Regions from separate parts of the Homo sapiens genome. Here region 1 is linked to region 2. Evidence: chromatin loops called from intact Hi-C (ENCODE). Cell type or tissue: PC-3. All regions are shown on one strand. Links, peaks and the distances in the headings refer to the core of each region. The heading gives the core; the rest is flanking DNA.

Region 1 (9,763 bases), core at 1,288-9,287, 59 kb before region 2:
GGCTCTCCTCGGAGCACTCGCAGCCTTCTGGGGGACCCGCGGCTGCGGAGTCCTGGCAGCAAAGGGGCGGAGAGTCGTCTTAGGAGCCCAGTGCGGGCCAAACCCATCCCGGGTCAGAAAACATCTGAAGCCGACGATGCGGCGGGGGCAGCCGCTGCAGCAGCCCGGCCGGCGCCCAGAGAGGCCCAGGTGTCCTCTGTACGGATAGTGAGCGCCTCTGGGACGGTCTCCGAGGAGATAGAGGTGCTGGAAATGGTGAAGGAGGACGAGGCACCTCTGGCGCTCTCGGACGCGGAGCAGCCGCCGCCCGCCACCGAGCTGGAGTCTCCGGCCGAAGAGTGCAGCTGGGCCGGACTGTTTTCTTTCCAGGACCTGCGCGCCGTGCACCAGCAGCTGTGCTCGGTGAACTCGCAGTTGGAGCCGTGCCTGCCGGTGTTCCCCGAGGAACCTTCGGGCATGTGGACTGTGCTGTTTGGGGGCGCCCCCGAGATGACCGAGCAGGAAATCGACACTCTGTGTTACCAGCTCCAGGTCTACCTGGGCCACGGCCTGGACACCTGCGGCTGGAAGATCCTCTCCCAGGTGCTCTTCACCGAGACCGATGATCCCGAGGAGTATTACGAAAGCCTCAGCGAGCTGCGGCAGAAGGGCTACGAAGAAGTGCTTCAGCGGGCCAGGAAGCGCATCCAGGAGGTGAGTGAGTGAGCTCCTAGTCTGGGCTCTACTGGTCGCTTTTGGTTTACTGGCCAAACCAAAGGCTGGAGCCTCGGTGTCGGGTGTGCGCAGTAGGACGGTTGTTTTTCTGGACAAGCGGAAACCAAGAGGGGTTCCTGATCTACCTTGCCCTTCATCCCTCTCGGTGGCTGCTTAATTGACTCTCTGAAGGACCTTCGTCTTTATTTCCTCCCCCATTTATCAAAAGTAGTAAGTGCGCTCTGTGTACTACTCAGTACTGGTAATGCGCAATTAAAGCCACTAAGAAAAGTGTTCTGTAAGCATGGGCTACCTGAGCATTTTTCTACCCCTAAAGCTCTTCCAGCAATAACTGCCCAGATGTCAACTCTTCTTTGTCCTTGTCACCTTTATTTAAAATAGTTTGTCTTACGGAGCAAAGTTGATCTGTTTTGATTCTTCTTTGTGCAGTGTGGCAACCTACGCAAATTTTAAATTCATTTTTAAACGAGTGACCTAAGTGAAAAAGCACCTAGTGACTATCGGATGCAAATTTATTTTTAAAAGGTTTTTTAGAAGTGTTTTGTTTCTTTTTTTTTGGACTACCTCAGGTCTTTACAGATGGCTCAGGTTTCACTGCTGTTTTAGGTAGAAATAAAGATTCTGGGCAGGAATGTTCGTTGTATTTTTGTACTTACTGTAGAAGTACAAAAGCCTTTTCAAACTAATCCTTAAAATAACAAAAAAAAAGTGGAAGAAAGGGTCTGAATGGATATACATATGGGGCTCTAGAATGTGTAGGAAATGTGTAATTCATGCCTGCTCACTAGCTTCTGCTGAAGGAACTTTACTAAAAAAGTCTTTTAAAATAGACCCAGTTTTCCCTAATGGATACTACTACACGTAGTTTCTCAAAGCAAGTTACTGTTTTTACTATTAATGCAATTGAGATTGGTGGAGAAATGCACCCCCGCCCTCCGCGCCTTCTTTTTTTTTTTTTTTTTTGGAAGCAGTTTTGCTCCGTCTCCCAGGCTGGAGTACAGTGGCACCATCTGGGCTCACTGCAGCCTCCCCCTCCCGGGTTCAAGCGATTCTCCTGCCTCAGACTCCTGAGTAGCTGGGACTACAGGTGCGCGCCACCACGCCCGGCTAACACGTTAGCCCGGCTACTTTTTGTGTTTTTAGTAGAGACGGGGTTTCACCATCTTGGCCAGTATGGTCTCGATCTCCTGACCTCGTGATCCGCCCGCCTCGGCCTCCCAAAGTGCTGGGATTACAGGCGTGAGCCACTGTGCCCGGCCTGAAATGCCCCTTTTAATGGTGTTTATATTCCTAAGATTGTGTTGTTATCTGCTTATGTATATATAATAGTTGAACCTTGTTGTTAGATTAGGGAGCTAGAGCCTCATGTTTTTTTCGTAGAATATTAGATATTTTTCTTTATTAGATTTGAGTATTTAAGAAATGTTTGTTTCTCACTTATACCATAGTACTCTCTTACAACTTCCCGAATCCAGATTTTCACTGCTTCCTGTTGGTTTACTGTATGCTAAATGTCACCCACTATAACATGATCCTAGAGTTCCAGGGATCTGTTTTTATTTCCCTTTTTTATCACCTCACTTCGGGAGTCTACCTTAAATTATTTTGAAGGAAGTGACAAATCTTAAGTGACCACATATATTCTCAGAAGTGTTTGGTTAATATTGACCTGTATTTCTCTTAAACTGCAAGAACCGTTAGTGCTTCTTTCTCTTATTAGATTTACAGATATATTTTTTAAAATACATATTCTTAAAAATCCCTTAATGAATGGGCCTGTCTGATTGTAACTTTTTGGATACTCAGAAAAAGCGACTGTCAGGCCGGTCGCGGTGGCTCATGCCTGTAATCCCAACACTTTGGGAGGCCGAGGCGGGCGGATCACGAGGTCAGGAGATCGAGACCATCCTGGCTAACACGGTGAAACCCCGTCTCTACTAAAAATACAAAAGAAAAAATTAGCCGGGTGTGGTGGCGGGCACCTGTAGTCCTAGCTACTGGGAGGCTGAGGCAGGAGAATGGCGTGAACCCAGGAGGCGTAGCTTGCAATGAGCTGAGATCATGCCAGTGCACTCGAGCCTGGGCGACAGAGCGAGACTCCGTCTCAAAAAAAAAAAAGAAAAGAAAAAGAAAAAGAGAAAAAGCGACTATCTCCGGTTTTTTAATTCAAATGGGTCAAAAATAAGCTCTCAAAAAATATAATTTTCTAGAACTCTTTAAAAAGGGGATTACATTTTTTAAAAAATGTGTTCCTAATTAAGGTTCTCTTGACCATAATGATTTATTTTCTTTAACAGAAAATTATACTTTTTTTCTTTCTTTTTTTTTTTGAGATGGAGTCTCGCTCTGTCGCCCAGGCTGAAGTGTAGTGGCGCGATCTTGGCTCACTGCAACCTCTGCCTCCCGGGTTCCAGTGATTCTCCTCCCTCAGCCTCCTGAGTAGCTGGGATTATAGGCGTGTGCCACCTTGTCCGGCTAATTTTTGTATTTTTAGTAGAGATGGGGTTTTACCATGTTGGCCAAGCTGGTCTCGAACTCCTGACCTGGTGATCCGCCTGCCTCAGCTTCCCAAAGTGCTAGAATTACAGGCGTGAGCCACCGCACCCAGCCTCCCCCCGCCCCCTCCAAACAGAGTTTTGCACTATTGCCCAGGCTGGACTGTACTGGTGCAATCTCAGCTCACTGCAACCTCCACCTCCCGGGTTCAAGCAGTTCTCCTTGCTCAGCCTCCCAAGTAGCTGTGATTACAGTCGCCGCTACCATGCCTGGCTAATTTTTGTATTTTTGTAGTGACAGGGTTTCCCAGTGTTGGCCAGGCTGGTCTTGAACTCCTGACCTCAGGTGATCTAACTGCCTCGGCCTCCCAAAGTGCTAGGATTACAGGCGTGAACCACTGCACCCGGCAACTTCAATATTTGAAAAATAGCCATCAAGGACAACAAATAGTTTCAGTAATAATGCCTATCTTGACTTCTGCTGGAAGATTGTGTCTTTAGATTATATTGGGGGAGGGAGGGAAGTGTGGTGTGATTGATTGGTGATGTCTGCCATGGGCATGATAATGAAAGTGTATAGGATGCTAGCCATGTATTTGTCTTAAGCTAATTAAATTTAACTTTGCTTTCTTAATAGTTTGCAGTAACATTTTTTAAGGTAACATTTTTATAGAAGTTGTGCCATGTTTGTGTTATTCTATTGACTTAGTTTGTGGAATTGGCTATAGCTTTTCAAGCTAGGTTTATCTGATAAATCAAATGCATTCTTGAGGATATGTTACTTTTGAGGATATGTTAGAATGCTTAGTCCTTTGGTCACTTACAATACTTAGTCCTTTTCCTTCTTTAATTTCTATGAATCTATTTTTTGGTCTTTTTTCCTACAGTATTCCTTTCCCTGTCCATTTAAAGGTTTCAACTTAAAATCACCTGTTTTTGTTCAAAATGGTTAGTAAGTTGTTGAACTTTTTTTTGTTTGTTTTTAATAGAACAGACTGTACAACTAGATTGTAAGCTTTTCAAGGTCCTTGGCTTTGACAATACCTTGGAACTCTCTTCTTTGCCACCCCTAGTTCAGGACCACACATCTTGTGAGCACTCTTAATTAGTGGATAAAGGAAACTAGAGAAGTTTTTAAAATTAATTTATTCTTACTATTGCAAGAATTTAAAGGACTTAGAAGATGTGTCCTTTTAATGTGAAGTTGTAAGTAAAATTTTTATAAATTGATAAGTGTAAATTCCTCAAAGGACAGTGTTTTTAAAACGAGAAATTTTCTTTTAGTACTTCAAAGGAAAATTTCTTAAAACATAAATAAATTCCTCAGTAAGAGGTTTTTACTTGGGGATGGTGAATTCCCTGTAAGAGGGGCTATGGATGGATTTTAATGGGGCGTCCTGCCGAGTTTTATATCTGTGGGCATGTGTGCATTTTAGAGAGAAAGGCAATAATGTGAGTCACAGGAATGTTTTGGTTTCACAGTGCGTTTAAAAGTTATGTTTATGCTATAATGTACATTATACTTCTTAGGGGCTAAATCCAAGTGAAAGGTGAAATTTGTTACTGGTATGTTTGAATTTGGACTTTTACAAGAGTTTACTATTGGAAGCAGTATTTATACAGTAGACACTGAATCAGTCCTTAAATGAATGCAGGTGCCACCAAGACCTCTTTGAACAGTTTTCAGCAGTAGCCTTGGTTGTTGGTCAGAGCTGAGGTTTGTATTAGTGTATGTGCGTTGGTGGCCCATACTGCAGCTTAGGTTTGACCTGGATTTTATAAATAATGGTTTCTGTATAAGGACAGCTATTCTCAAGATGATTAACTGTGGTGCTTTAGATAGTAAACCTTAATTATGATGGTAGGCTTGATTAAGATCTAATCATCAGTGTTCATTTTGGAATTTATTATGTTTATAAAGATGTGCTCAATTCTAACTTCTCTTCTGTTGAAACCACGGTTTGGAAGTAGCATGTGTTTTCAAAATTATCCGTGTAAGCCACATAATAAATAGCCTGTTGAGTGAGTGGAGTCAGAAACACCTAGGTTGAAAATAGGACTAACCACTTCTGATGACCTGCTTAGTTATTTAACCTCTTTTAAAAAGGAAGGTGGGGGAAATAAAGGATGTCTTAAGATTTGAGTAAGACAGTATGAGAAAGGGCCTAACAAAGTGCCTGGCACTTACTAAAGAGGCTTCCAGGAAGTGTTATTTTCCCTTTTTTCATGTAACAAGGATTATCTGGTTTTCCATTCAGCCCTTTTTGTGGGGACTGTAACTAATATTTATTATTCACTATCTGCTGAGATCAGTGGGTGTTTTATACCTATTTTACTGAGGCAGAAAATGAGACTTAAAGAGGTCCTGTGGACTTCACCAAGGCTAAACAGCTGAGTAACCAAGCTCCGATGAAAGCCTAGATTTGTCTTAATCCAAACGTGTGCCTTTTCTGCCATGCCTGTGGCCTGTTGGGGTTCTTAATCCAAGGGACTGTATTCCTTCCTTAAAGAGAAAGGATGTCAATCTCTACTCTTGAGAATTGGGGAGTGGTATTATTTTAAAATGCAGTCAGTTCAATAATGACTTTTTTTTTTTTTTTTTAAAGACAGTGTCTCACTCTGTTGCCCAGGCTGGAGTACAATGGCAGTATCTCAGCTCACTGCAACCTCTGCCTTCCAAGTTCACGCAATTCTTTTGCTTCAGCCTCCCAAGTAGCTGGGATTACACGTGCATGCAAACACTCAATAACTGCTTTTGATTTAGGATAACTCATTTCGAATTAATTATGACAAGCATGAGGTAGGGCAGTCTGAATGTGATGTTTTAGAGAAAGGTGTTGCCTAGTGGTGCAAGGATAGGTTTATGTTAGAGAAGAGTGCCCAATTGTGGGGAAGTTTTTTGTTTGTTTTGTTTTTGTATCTTAATGGCTAAGCTGGAAAACAGCTCCTGACTTCTGAGGTTATTTAACTGAAGGGGCAAGGGGCAAGGAGCTCTAGGAGGAAGTTTTGTTTAACAGGTGTCCTCCCAAGGATACCTTTGGGTCCTTAGAAAATAACTTTTCTAATTTTCTTGAAAACCTAAGATTAGTTTTAAAACTCAAGCCCTGCTGAAACCCCAACTATATACATTAGAGAAATGACAGTACTTTAGGAGTCTTGGGACGCCACCTGTCTTTCACTGGGCCAGCAAGCCATGACCCATGATTACATATAAATAAATGGTGGAAGCAGGCTGCTATTTATAGGGAAGGATATAATATGATTCCAATGAAGAGAGCTGCTCTGTCTGGCAGTTCTTGACTGCATTGACTGGAAGTATTGAAAAATAGGATATTACATGTTGAGGACATATGGGAGCTGTAGACTTTCAAGACAGAAGATATGTCAACATTGTAGCTTGATGCCTTGTCTAACCATGTTATACTCCCATGAAAATATTGCAAACTGCTCTTTTACTGTAAAATACAGTTAAAGAATAATGAAACTAAGTGAATTTGTGGGATTCTTAAAGTATTGATGAAAGACTTGAAAGTTGGAAACATTTACAATATTTTGATGCTAATCATTTTCTTCAATCCTGTACCCAAATGTACTTTTAGACAGTTTTTTGCATCACTGAAAAAGATGTAAGTATAGAAAAATGGATATATGCTTCTAGTTTAGGGCTTCTATAAAACAAAAACATGGAGACTGGTAGCAGGATGTCACCCTTCTTGGTAATTAATTTGTGTAATGGTTTCTCTGCTTGCCACTTAACATCACAAGATGCCCAGTCCACCAGAGATTTCTTTCTTTTTTCTTTTTTTCCTTTTTTTTTTTTTTGAGACAGGCTTGCTCTGTCACCCAGGCTGGAGTGCAGTGGTGTGATCTCGGCTCACTGCAGCCTCCACTGCCCGGCTTCTAGCGATTCTCCTGCCTCAGCCTCCTGAGTAACTGGGATTACAAGCATGTGCCACCACACCCAGCTAACTTTTGTATTTTTAGTAGAGATGGGGTTTCACCATGTTGGCCAGGCTGGTCTCGAACTCCTGACCTCAGGTGATCCACCTGCTTCGGCCTCCCACAGTGCTGGGATTACAAGCATGAGCCACCACGCCTGGCCCAGATACTTCATAGACATGAAGTCTGGGGATGTTTCCTCCTTGCTAAAATGAGGTTAACTTAGACAACACTTCAGTGATATTATTATAAGGGAGTGTGTATGTGTGTCTGAGAGAGATGGGGAGAGAAGGGAGAAGATGGGTGGGAAAATTGGTTTGTCAAACATAGCAGCTGCTGTATTTGAATTAGCCATCTTATCTTTGCAAATTCTCACATGTAATTTTAATCGATCTGTTAACCTTCTCCATTGCTGCTTCATTTGACGTTTCATTAACTGTAAAATATTTTTGACAGTAGGTCTTGAAAGCACAAGATGAGCCCTCTGTTGCTCCATTGATGGTTAAATGTATGTGTGCCTATTTTTTTTTTTTTTGGTAACGAGAAGTTTCCTGTGGCTCTTTTCACTCTCTAAAAGGCCAGGACCTGCTTCCTCTGAATCTGCCTGATTCACTCAGTTGTTGGTAGGAGAAATTAAGTTCCAAGTGTAAGAGACATAGGCACTGAAAACTAAATAATAGTTCTTGTAACTATTTGTTTTTTTTTTTTTTGGTAGAGATAGTGAAGTTCATTTGGTTTTTCAGGCTTCTTTTAGGGGACTTGATAATACCAAGTAGCCTTAACACAGCATATCTAAGTTATTAAACTGCATAGGGGCAGAGAAGAATTTATCCAGCAAAAGGCCAGAAAATTTGGAGTTGTTTTCCTAAATGTGGGGGATTGTCCTTTATGTTTGTCCTTGAATTTTAAATTAAATATAATTACAATTCTATATAGTAGACTCTTTTTCAGACTGTAGCAAAGGTTCTATAAAATGGGCTGTGAAATAATGGGGCTGATGGGTTAGACATTTCACAGAGGAGGATTTTTAAGGATAAATGTATGAAGTTACTTTAATGATTCGGAATTTTATTTGTAACTTTCAGGTTTGAGGGTAGTGGCTAGGGTCTTAGTTTATTCAACAAATAGTAGTATAGGCACTGGGAAAATGCAGTGATGAACACTGTTTCTTTGGGAAGAAATTTTAAATAAAATTGGTCATGAAGTCATCCTGGTGCTTGGAGGTAGTTGAAGCAGGGTGCTTTTTCAGAAGCATCCCACTACACTGTCTTGAGTGCTTCATGGAAAAAAAAAAATTAAATGGATATGGCTCGGGAAAAATCTGTATTTTTGTCCTGATTGTAATATGAGTTGTTTGACCTTAGGCTGTTGACTAGCCTTTTTGGGCCTTAGTTTTTAGTTTATAAAGTGAGGTAAGTATGGCCTCTTTTTAAAGGACCCACAGCAGTTGATAGGCACAGTGTGGCAAGGGTTGGGACCTGAGCAACTTGGTTTTTTTCTTTTTTTGAGATGAGGCCTCACTCTGTCGCCCAGACTGGAGTGCAGTGGCATGACTTTGGCTCACTGCAACCTCCGCCTCCCAGGTTCAAATGATTATTCTGCCTCAGTCTCCTGGGTAGCTGGGATTACAGGCATCTGCCACCATACCCAGCTAATTTTTGTATTTTTAATAGAGACGGGTTTTCACTGTGTTGGCCAGGCTGGTCTTGAACTCCTAAACTCAGGTATCCATCTGCCTCAGCCTCCCAAAGTTCTGGGATTACAGGTGTGAGCCACTGCACCCAGCCTGTATTCAGGTTTCCATCTCCTTGCAGTAAGATGACTGTTGAAATCGCAGCACTTTTAATATTGCTAGTGTTTTTAGGCTTTGAGAAAGCCTAAATTCACTTTGAAGTACAAAGGGCATTTGAATATGGCAGTAGTGTTTCATTTTGTGTGTGTTTATCCTTACATCCTTAAATCATTCATTACTTATACTTCAAATTTTCTGTTCTTTTTTCACTTCTCCCTGTGGTTTTTAGTATTAAAACTGCTTTTCCGATCAGTTTTTGATAACTGAAAGTTATACTTGCAAAGTGAATGCTTACTTATTAAAATTATTTCTCTAGGCCTATCTTTCTCCTTGCCGTCCTATCTAGATGAGTTTCTATCCACACCTATGGGGCCATAACTGGAGTGTGTATAAGGATGTATATAACAAGTTTTCAATAACTGCAATAGTTAGTTAACCTTTATTGAATGCTTACTGTAGGCCAAGCACTTTACAAAGATCTTTGTGTACATTATCTCAGTTCACACGTAGATTAGACAGTAAGAGGTAGGATGCAAGTGAGTTTGAGACCTGACTTCTCCTTGTTAATATCTGTGATTTTGGGCAAGTTACCTGATGCAGTGCCTTAGCTTCTTCATCTGTAGAGAGATTAATACTGCTGCCTCATAGAGTGATTTAAAAATAGGTATGTTGGCCGGGCACAGTATCTCACGCCTGTAATCCCAGCACTTTGGGAGGCCGAGGCAGGCGGATCATGAGGTCAAGAGTTTGAGACTAGCCTGGCCAACATGGTAAAACCCTGTCTCTACTAAAAATGCGAAAATTAGCTGGGTGTGGTGTTGGA
Region 2 (9,763 bases), core at 1,094-9,093:
GTTAAAGTTTAAAATGTTTTAGTCCCTGTCCTTAGTGCTTTATGTGTATTATCTTGTTAAATTCTCAAACATAACCTTTTATGCTATAAGCCCAAAACCATTATCTGAATTCCCTGAAGACAGATATATTTCAGAATCCCAGGGTTTTTTTAGATTTTAGAAAGGTAAGATAGAGCATATAACTTCAGACAAGTGTTATTAGTCCACTAATGAAACACATGGTCACATTAAATGGAATACCTAAGGATTAAAAATAGTTTATGAAAAGTTCAGATCACATTTTTCCACAAATGGATTGTGAGATTTGGTTTGACATTAAATTATGGGAATTTTCCATTTTCCAGGATTTCTGACATGTGGAATTCAGATAATTCTGTCAACTTGTGTTACCCATATTTGTGCAGTTGTTACTGGTGAAACCTGTATTTATACTCAGGCTTGTCTGTTACTAATTCTCATGTTCATTCTTTCTACATAATAGGGCTAGTTTTGGTTGAAAACTTGCCCTTAACATCATTCACCTTATGCTGTCCAAGGTTTTTATGACCCTTTAAAAAAAAGATATAGCCTTGCCCTGTCACCGATGCTGGAGTGCAGTGGCACGATCATAGCTCACCACAAGCTCAAACTCCTGGGACTCAGAGTCCCTACTGTCTCAGCCTCCTAAGTCACTAGGATTACAGGCACATGCCACTATGCCTAGCTATGACTTATTTTCGAACCCTCATTTCATTTCTTGTTGACTGCATATTTTCTGTAACTCAAACAGTGGTGGATGCTCAGTGAGTATTTTTTGAATGAATGATTCAGTCCACAGGTAGCTCTTTTAATAGTTCCTCTAATGTCATTGGAATTTTCTAGCACAGTAGGGTAAAAGGCAGAACAAGGGCATAATTCATTTGCATAGTTTGCAAAAAGTGCCATCTGGTTTCATGATAAAGTACAGTCAAAATAGGTATACATGAAAACTACTTTATCATTATTACACATGGTGAGAATGATTGTGGAGTCAGCAGGGTATGTTGTACTTACATGGATGTATGGACATGAATTGGTACTTCATCCCCTTACTAGATTTGCTGTAAAACAATAACAATAACACTTTGATATTTTTCCGTCTTTTTGGGCTGGTAATCCCTAATTTTTTCTAGTGGAAAGAGCACTCTTGTAGGAATCAGGAGAACTGAGTCTAGCTCAAACTTTGCTAGTCATTACCTGGATCACATTGGGAGGTTACAATTTGGTTTGGGGTACTGGTATCCTGATACTTGAAGTATGTTTAGGAGAGTAAAAGTTGAGCTAAGTTAAATTTTAAGATGGCCAATTTTTCCTTTGAGTATTTAAACTACTTTCAGGGCTTCTTTCTTCTTGCCCAGGGAAGCACTGCTCTCAGATATAAAAAAGACACCCCATTGTGGCACCCACCTTCCCTGCACTGCTCCATTATCTGGAATTAGTTCTCTTTTCACCCTGGATTCTGTTTCTCTTAGTTCTGTGGCTGTCAGCTGAGGACAGGAAAACTCAGTCTGGAAATTTCAGATGTTAAAACAGGGAGGAAATTTGGAGCAGGGTGCCCGCTCCATACCTCTTCATGCCTTATACTAAGGATTTTGCCTCCACATTGAAGATTAGATAGACCTCAGAGTATTATTTTGCCCTCACAGATTTCTCTGAGTCATAGCATCCTTTTCTCCTTTGCTGATCTCATAAAAGTCCTGTATGTTCTGGTTCTACAACCCTTTAGCTTTTCCCAAAGTCCACCACTGACCTATTGTTTGTCCTTTCAGAGGTTGGGATTTAACAGACTCCTTCACTGCTTGTCTGCCTCTGATGAGGTTTTGGTTATCTTTAGACCACAGCCCTTGGCAAATCCACGTCTGGACTCTTGGTCTAGATAGAACTCACCGAACCAAAAAATTGAGGGTGAGGTCACTGCTTGTAAGAGAATACCTACTTCCTTTCTCAGTTTGATTTTTGATATTGAGTGTGTGCTGGTAGCACTGCGCTTCTCAAGTGCTTTTAAAGTACCCTGGCTCTGGGCTGCAGTCAGAGTACTGTTCTCTTTGTGGTTGAGAAAGCTGACAGCGTAAAGGCATGTCACTGGGGGACTTTCAACTTTTTTCCTTAGCCAAGAGATTGGGCAGGAGAGAGAAACTTACAGAGTGCTAGGGGAAGAACTTAGCAGAGCATCATGAACGTAGCAGAAAATGGTCACTTAGTTGGGTAGAACCAGAGTAGTGAAAATGAACTCACAGCCTGGATCTGAACAATATCACTGGAAAGTAATCTTAGATTAAGGTTTTTAGACTGGTTTACACTAAGGTTTTAACTTAACGATTCCCCACTTGAGAATAAAGCCTTCTAACATTAGATATCTTACCTGTTTGTATGCTGTGGTAATAGAGAGTGTGGGTGCAGATACTGGAACAATGTATATCCTACAGCTGTGTTTGCAGAGCTGGGCAAGAGCCCCAAGAGAGTATGAAAAGGGATGTTTATCATCTAAAGTGGCGAGTCCACGAGTCTCAAGGTAGACATTATTCCTTGGTTCTTATTTTATGACTTAGGACAAAAACAACAGTTCATATTGTTCACATTCCCCTCCCTAGCTGCTATAATTAAACCCACTTTGGGGTTATATACGTTGTTTGTCACCCATAAAATATTTCCTAACACAGCGGGATCACTCACAGTCTTACACTTAGATAATCTATTAAGTATCCGTTTATAAAATATTCATAAAACAAAGTACCACTGTATTTAATTCACCTGGTTATTTTTAAATTTTTACAACTGCACGTTTAGACTGGAGCCTAACCATTGCTTTTCAGTTCAAAATTCTTGTGAAAGGGATTTGAAATTATATTTTAAGGAAAAATATTCTAATTATTGGGTAAGACTGTGTAGATATATAGACTGTAAAGCAAAAGCTGGAATTTTCTTTAAAACGTATTCTTTTTATGTGCTGACAGGTTTTACCAACCTCGCCAGACAAAAGGGATCATTTAGGAAAATAAGAATTCACTGTCTTTTTCCCTGTAGGTTGTCCCTGTACAGCCAGTCAAGTATTTCTTTGGTATTCTGGGACCCCAGTGATGTCTCACATGAGCTCGTAAACAATACTCTTAATAATTTTCCCTTTTGTTCCTCTCGTCTCCTCCTTTGAAGGTCACTCCTTGGGAAGCCACTTGAATCCAGGGCTCCTCACTATTGCTCCTTTGGCTCTGAGGGCACACTGATGCCCGTATCGGGGCTTTCCTGGAGCTGCTAAGCATGAACCTTTAAACTACCAAAGCAGTGGTGCTATGTTCTTGGAAGAATGCTTACTGTCTCACTCTAGAGAACTATGCTTGTCCTTCACATCTCACTGACTCTTGAAAAGCCATTCCTTTGGCTTCTTTTATCTGCCTTTTTCCGTACAGCCAAATAGAAAGCCATAGAAATAGTAGGGTTAGGAACCAGTTATCTAAAGTACACTTTCCCCTTGGTGGTTTCCTTCATTCCTGGCAAAAATTTTCCCACTCCAGCACCGAGAACTGACCAACCAAGCAAACCTCACAGAAGACCATCCTTCACTTTATGAGCCATGCCCAGAAATTTCTGGATCTCACTTTAAGTTCAGCCTAGGACGTTGATTACATTTACCTAAAGTGACACCTTACGGATTGCAAGGATTTCCATCTAAAGCAATTGTCTTCTGCTGTTCCAGTCACATATTCTCACCTCACTCTATAGTCAGCAGATCCCAGAACCTAGCCAGTCTGTGACCATGGAGCAAAGCAAAACCCCAGATATGTGGCATTAACCAGCTTTTACCATTCTTGTAAATATCTGAGAATAGCCCCGTCATTTTCATATATCTCTGTGAAAAGAACAACTACATAACTTAGCATCCACTTTTGAGAGGGAAAGCATTTATATCCAGATGATACATATATTATTACCATAAATATGCATAAGTATAACATAAACATTAAAACCTTATTTTTACCATGTTTGCCTACTTCCACCATATAATATGACTTGATTATTACTGTTTTATACATATATATATATATATTTTTAAAGTCTAGATTCCATGCCTACAAGTTTCTTTCTGAGAGGAATTACTTAATAGGTTTATGCTATCTGATTAGTATTAATTTTTAATACTAACTCAATTTTCTTGTCCCCACCAGCTAGAAATTTTTTAATTTGTATTTTCAATGCAGATGCAGAGTTTGCGGGGTGGTACAGAAGCGATAGCACGATTGGATCAGTTAGAAGCTGATTATTATGATCTGCAACTTCAGTTGTATGAAGTACAGTTTGAAATCTTGAAGTGTGAAGAGTTACTATTGACAGCGCAACTAGAAAGCATCAAAAGACTTATATCAGGTATGGCGTGCATTTAACCACATAAGTTCACCAAAGATTGAATACATGAGAAAATACTTATGGACTAGGTATGTTTCTTTTGTTAAGACATTTAAAAAATTGTTTTCTGTAGGGATAGAGTGTGGGGGGGTGATTTCTAGCATTTATTGAGCACTTACTGTTTGCCAGATACTGCTAAACACTTTGCATACATTCACTCTATGAGGTGTATTAAATAATAATCACCACTTACAAAGAAGCTTAAGAGATAATGGCTTTGCCTGAGGTTGCAGAGCCAGTAATGAGATTAGAACCTTGTTCTTTCCAAACCCTAGCCCATATTCTTTACCACTACTCTTTTTTGCTGTTCTGTAACAGAAAAAAGAGATGAAGTGGTATACTATGACACTTACGAAAGCATGGAGGCCATGCTGGAGAAGGAAGAGATGGCAGCATCTGCGTACTTACAGAGAGAAGAGCTGCAGAAACTTCAGCAGAAAGCACGCCAGCTGGAAGCAAGACGTGGACGGGTTTCTGCCAAGAAATCCTACCTCAGAAATAAAAAGGTATTTAAATATTGCTTTTGTTCATTATTTAGTCTTTTATCCGTATCTACTAATCTCATCTGTTTTGTCTTTAAAACTTGCTTATGTTTTAAAACTAAGTAAGCACTATCTCTTATCAGTGCTCAATGCGTTTATAGTGCTCTGAGAATTGCCCTCTTAAACACATTGGAACAGCCAATAGTGATGTTCTCTTTACCTCTAGAAACACTAATGGTGACTCTGCTAAAGGCCTTGACTACAGGATCCCTGATAATGTGATTCCTGGCTCCCTTTTTATTTAAGGAGGCCCAGCGATGTTTTTTACAAGCCCTGATTCTGACCTTAAAGAATTTTATAGATTGTTATTTCTTTATTTAACTTTGATTACATTTTAGAATGTTTGATTCTTGATATTTGGAATGACTCATTTTGTGGAAATGTGATTCTTCCTGTGTCTTAAAAAATGTTTTGCACTCTAGTCCAGATGTTAACTATCGTGGAGCTGTTTCTAGTCACTGTAAGTGTAGAGTTGGAATCTGGAACTAGCTCTCCAACCTAGACCAAACTGATGACTGTGTGGTACTGATTCGCTTTAAGCTCAAGTATTATAAAAGTATGTCATGTTCTCTGAGAACCCACCTTCCTGCTCTTCACCACATTCCAAGGCTACCACTTCCTCATTCCACAGAAAATCAATACCTTTGCTTTTTGAAATAGATAGCTCTTGCACATTAAAGAAACTCAGACAGGCATGTATCCACAGTAAGTCAAGAACCCAGGACCTTCTATCACGTTGTCCATCAACAGAACAGTTACCTTGCCATCCAGAGCCCTGGCTTTCACATAATTATGTGCCTTTGCTATTTCCCCGTGACAGTGGTAATTGAAACCCACTGCTGTGTCAGCCCTGGTTGTGAGCTTCATTTCACGTTCCAATCTGCACCAACCAGGTAAACATTGCAGGCTGGGCGCGGTGGCTCATGCCTGTAATCCCAGCACTTTGGGAGGCTGAGGTGGGTGGATCACCTGAGGTCAGGAGTTCGAGACCAGCCAACATGGTGAAACCCTGTCTCTACTAAAAATACAAAAAATTAGCCAGGCATGGTGGCACGCGCCTGTAATCCCAGCTACTCGGGAGGCTGAGGCAGGAGAATCGCTTGAACCCAGAAGGTGGAGGTTGCAGTGAGCCAAGATGGCACCATTGCACTCCAGCCTGGACAACAAGAGTGAAACTCCGTCTCAAAAAAAAAAAAAAAAAAACATTGCAGTGATTTCAGCAGGTCTTATAGAACAGTTTTAGGGGAGAATGAAAAGTAAATAAGATTTCAGAAGAGCACATTTTTGAGGAATATTAGGAGTATTTTATATATTACTTTTAGGTGTATAGTGCAGTACTTTTGAGACTCGGAATTTGCAAACCTGCAAGTTTTTGAAAATGCTATGCAATTCAGACTTAATTGAAAGTCTGATTTCATTTTAATTCACCAGTATGCTAGGCACATTGTTAGACTTAGGATACAAAGATGAGCAAGGCATAGTCCCTGCTCCTCCTAGTCTTTTAGAGAAGGCAAACCAGGTGAACAGATGAGTGTTCTGCCGGCCAAAAACAGCAAGAGCAGGGAGTGAGGAAAGGCTTCTCTGAAGAGATGACACTTGTACTGGCTTTTAACATCTGAATAGAAATTGGCCAGATTGATGGTGTTGGGGTAATTACAAGCAGGACAGAATAGTTTTTAGCAAAGACACTGAAGCAGAAAACAGCATGGTTTGTCAGAGCATTCTACATTGTAAGACATGCTGCAGGGCGGGGACCAAGTTATGGGAAATTTTACATACCACATTAACAAGCCTGAGCTTTGTCTGTAGTATAAGTTAAGCAAAGGGGTAGTATGAACAGATTCACATTTTAGCAAGATAAGGCAGCATGAAAAATAGGTTAGAGGGAGAAGAGATGGAAAGGTTCTGATTGGAAGGTGTCATTATCCTCCACCTCAATAAGGTTGAGAGGTTAAGACTATGAAGTAAGTGGGTGCCTGTGCAGGGTAAGAGATGGACAAATCTTGAACTGTCTAGATCTGACACTTTGCAGAAAAAGTTAGTAGGATTTAGTGATGTGGTGAAGGAGGGAGGAAGAGCCATTCTCTATCAACCCTCTGGTTTCTGGATTGGGCATTGAGGTAGATGATGGTGTCACCAACCAAGATGGAAAACCCAGAGGAAGAGCACATATGGGTGGGAGGTGATAAGCTGAGTTTTAGACTTGCATATAAGAGGTCTTGGGCATCCAGGTAGAGATGGCTGTGAGACAGTTGAGACAATTGGGCACCTGGGTCTTATAAGAGTGTATGAGATGGTCTCAGAACAACATACTGAGCAGGTGATTTTTAAAATATTTTATTTATTTTTTTATAGAGACAGGGGCTCACTATGTTGCCCAGGCTGGTCTCAAACTCCTGAGCTCAAGCAATCCTCAGCCTCCCAAAGTGCTGGGATTGCAGGTGTGAGCCACTGTGCCCAGCCTGAGGAGGGTGTTCTTAGGAATGATGAGGTGGAGGTGGGAGGCTGATAGGAAAGAGCAAGGGAAGGTGGTGGAGCAGGATAGATACATAGTTTGAGGAAGAAAAACCTTCATTGTATTTAATATTTGTAATTCAGGAAGCAAAACGTTCTTGGCTAGGGGTGAGAAAGCATTGTAAAGGGCACAGGCTATGAAAGACTGAGCTGCTGTGATGTAGTGCGAGGAGAAAGGCTCTAAGGAAAGAACACTGGGGAACATTTGAAAGTGTGTGCAGAAGAACGGGATCAAAGAGAAAGGGTAATCGAAGTTGGAAGAAGCAGGAGAGCTCGAAGTCATAGAAGTGAAGATGATGATTCCACACAACAGGATGGTCAGTAGGCTCAGGTGCTCCAGAAAGGTAAAGGAAGAAAGAAATGACTCCATGACATCCAATATTGGGAGACTATTGGGGCCTTATGTTCAGAGTTTCGAGAAAAGTTGTGGGCAAGGAGTAGATCTTGGTGGTCTGAGAAGGGAGTGCAGCAGAGGTTTAAAGCAGTGACTGACGGAATAGCAAAGGAAACTGTACAGGTGAGGGGTGAAGAGGAGCAACCTTGGTGACCATGGCCCACAGAGCTGTGTACTCTTCTAGCAGTATTAAGAGCTTCAGGCTGAACTTAATACCGGCTTAATACCAGCTCTTCCCTTGTTGATAAGTGTTAGCTCATAGCAATTTAATCAGTATTCTTCAGTCTTCATTTCTGTGTTAATCTAAATCTGAAGTAGGGAAACCCAGCCTTGGAGAATCTCTCCATTTACACTTGTGTGCCTGTACCCCAAGCCCAGCAACTGAGGTGGCAGAACTGCAGAGGGAAGGAGTAGTGAAATAAGGAAGGGTGGTGAAAAGATAGGAAATGCAAAACACTAAGTCCTAAAAAGAAAAGCTACTGAGAAGATCAAATATACAAGGAAAAACAAATGTCTCCCTATGTAACATAATCCTATATTCCCTTGTTTACATATCAACATGCCCAAGGTCACTGGCTTCTTGGTTTCTCTGGCACTCATCTTAAGATTGCATACACAGTTCATGTCCTGCCTCACCCCTTGAAAGAGTGGAGATAGGTGGTCCCCGGCTGTGCTGGTGAAGTCAATGCTTTGTGATTAAACATTTCAAGAAGAGTAACAAAAATAACAATTTTCTTTGTTTTTTATCTTCTTTAATTCTCCCAGTAGTCAAATGAAATCCAGAGAGCTCAGAAAATTAGAATCATTTTCATACTTCATTTGGTGGCAAAACCAGACCTGAGCTAACATGAAGTTATTTATTATCTTATTCTCACTTTGACAATTCATTTAACTATTACTGCTTATTATGGGATATGGTTTCAGATCTTGCTTATTAGGATATATATGGTATATACAACTTAACACCATTCTCTAAATTATCAAAAAACTTTGAATTTCAAAACATGTCTGACCTCTGTTCTAGATAAGGGATTGTGGACCTGTATCCTCATTTATAAGCAAGGGAACCAACGCTTCTGGTAGTGACATAAATCACCTAAGGAAAAGCAGCTAATATGGAGCAGGGGTAGGATTCTGTCCTAGACACTCAGAGACCTGAGTTACTGTATCACCAAGTCATGACATTATCTAACACGCCCTTTGTTTTCCCCATTGCACTGGATAGATTCTTGATAGGCAATAGAGTGAACCAGAGTGGGTAAAGAACATGAAGTAAAAAATGACATTTTGCTTTAAAATAACAGTTTACTGACTTCAAAGGTTATTATTTGACTTTCTCTAATTGAAAGAGTGATCATTTTAGGCTGGGCATGGTGGCTCACACCTGTAATCCCAGCACTTTGGGAGGTCAAGGTGGGCAGATCACTTGAGGTCAGGAGTTCAACCAATCTGGCCAACATGGTGAAACCCCGTCTCTACTAAAAATACAAAAAAATTAGCCAGGCGTGATGGCATGCGCCTGTAGTCCCAGCTGCTTGGGAGGCTGAGATGGGAGAATCTCTTGAACCTGGGAGGCGGAGGTTGCAGTAAGCCAGAGATCATGCCACCACACTCCAGCCTGGGCAACAGTGAGACTCCATCTCAAAAAAAAAAAGTGATCATTTTAGTATAGCTTTGGAATGTTGGAGACTAACCCTTTTATCTGGAAAACTTCTCCAAATAGTTTCCTTAGGAAAGGACACAGGGTAAATGAAGATTTAGCTTGGTACTGGTAAAAAGTTACCAGAATATAGTGCATAATTTTATAAAGTAGTGCATATCTCACAGTTATTGCAAAAATCCTGTTTTATATGGTGATTGGAAAATATATGCTTTTTTTTCATAGTTTCTAAATAAT

The links. Hi-C counts contacts between places; a loop is a spot of excess contacts. Peaks named below come from ENCODE experiments on the same cell type or tissue, not always from the same donor. Only the 100,000 strongest peaks of a DNase experiment are listed, where the experiment ranks them.
Region 1: it touches region 2 in a loop (8-fold over the local background); 7 of 110 quality-filtered maps call a loop at or near these places.

The regions. Positions count from the first base shown.
Region 1 is chr5:79,236,990-79,246,752 of GRCh38, forward strand. It overlaps JMY (junction mediating and regulatory protein, p53 cofactor), which reads left to right. Exons shown (of 11, transcript NM_152405.5): 1 at 1-693. Among named protein-coding and RNA genes, the nearest start is that of JMY, 5.7 kb to the left of the region's middle. RefSeq lists enhancers at 1-232, 284-703 and silencers at 1-93, 377-671. In PC-3, for the core only: no CTCF peak of the experiment used is centred there; no DNase peak of the experiment used is centred there; H3K4me3 peaks cover 3,147 bases; H3K27ac peaks cover 1,582 bases.
Region 2 is chr5:79,295,942-79,305,704 of GRCh38, forward strand. It overlaps JMY (junction mediating and regulatory protein, p53 cofactor), which reads left to right. Exons shown (of 11, transcript NM_152405.5): 5 at 4,212-4,377; 6 at 4,735-4,922. Among named protein-coding and RNA genes, the nearest start is that of JMY, 65 kb to the left of the region's middle. In PC-3, for the core only: no CTCF peak of the experiment used is centred there; a DNase peak (open chromatin) is centred at 5,320; H3K4me3 peaks cover 436 bases; H3K27ac peaks cover 1,675 bases.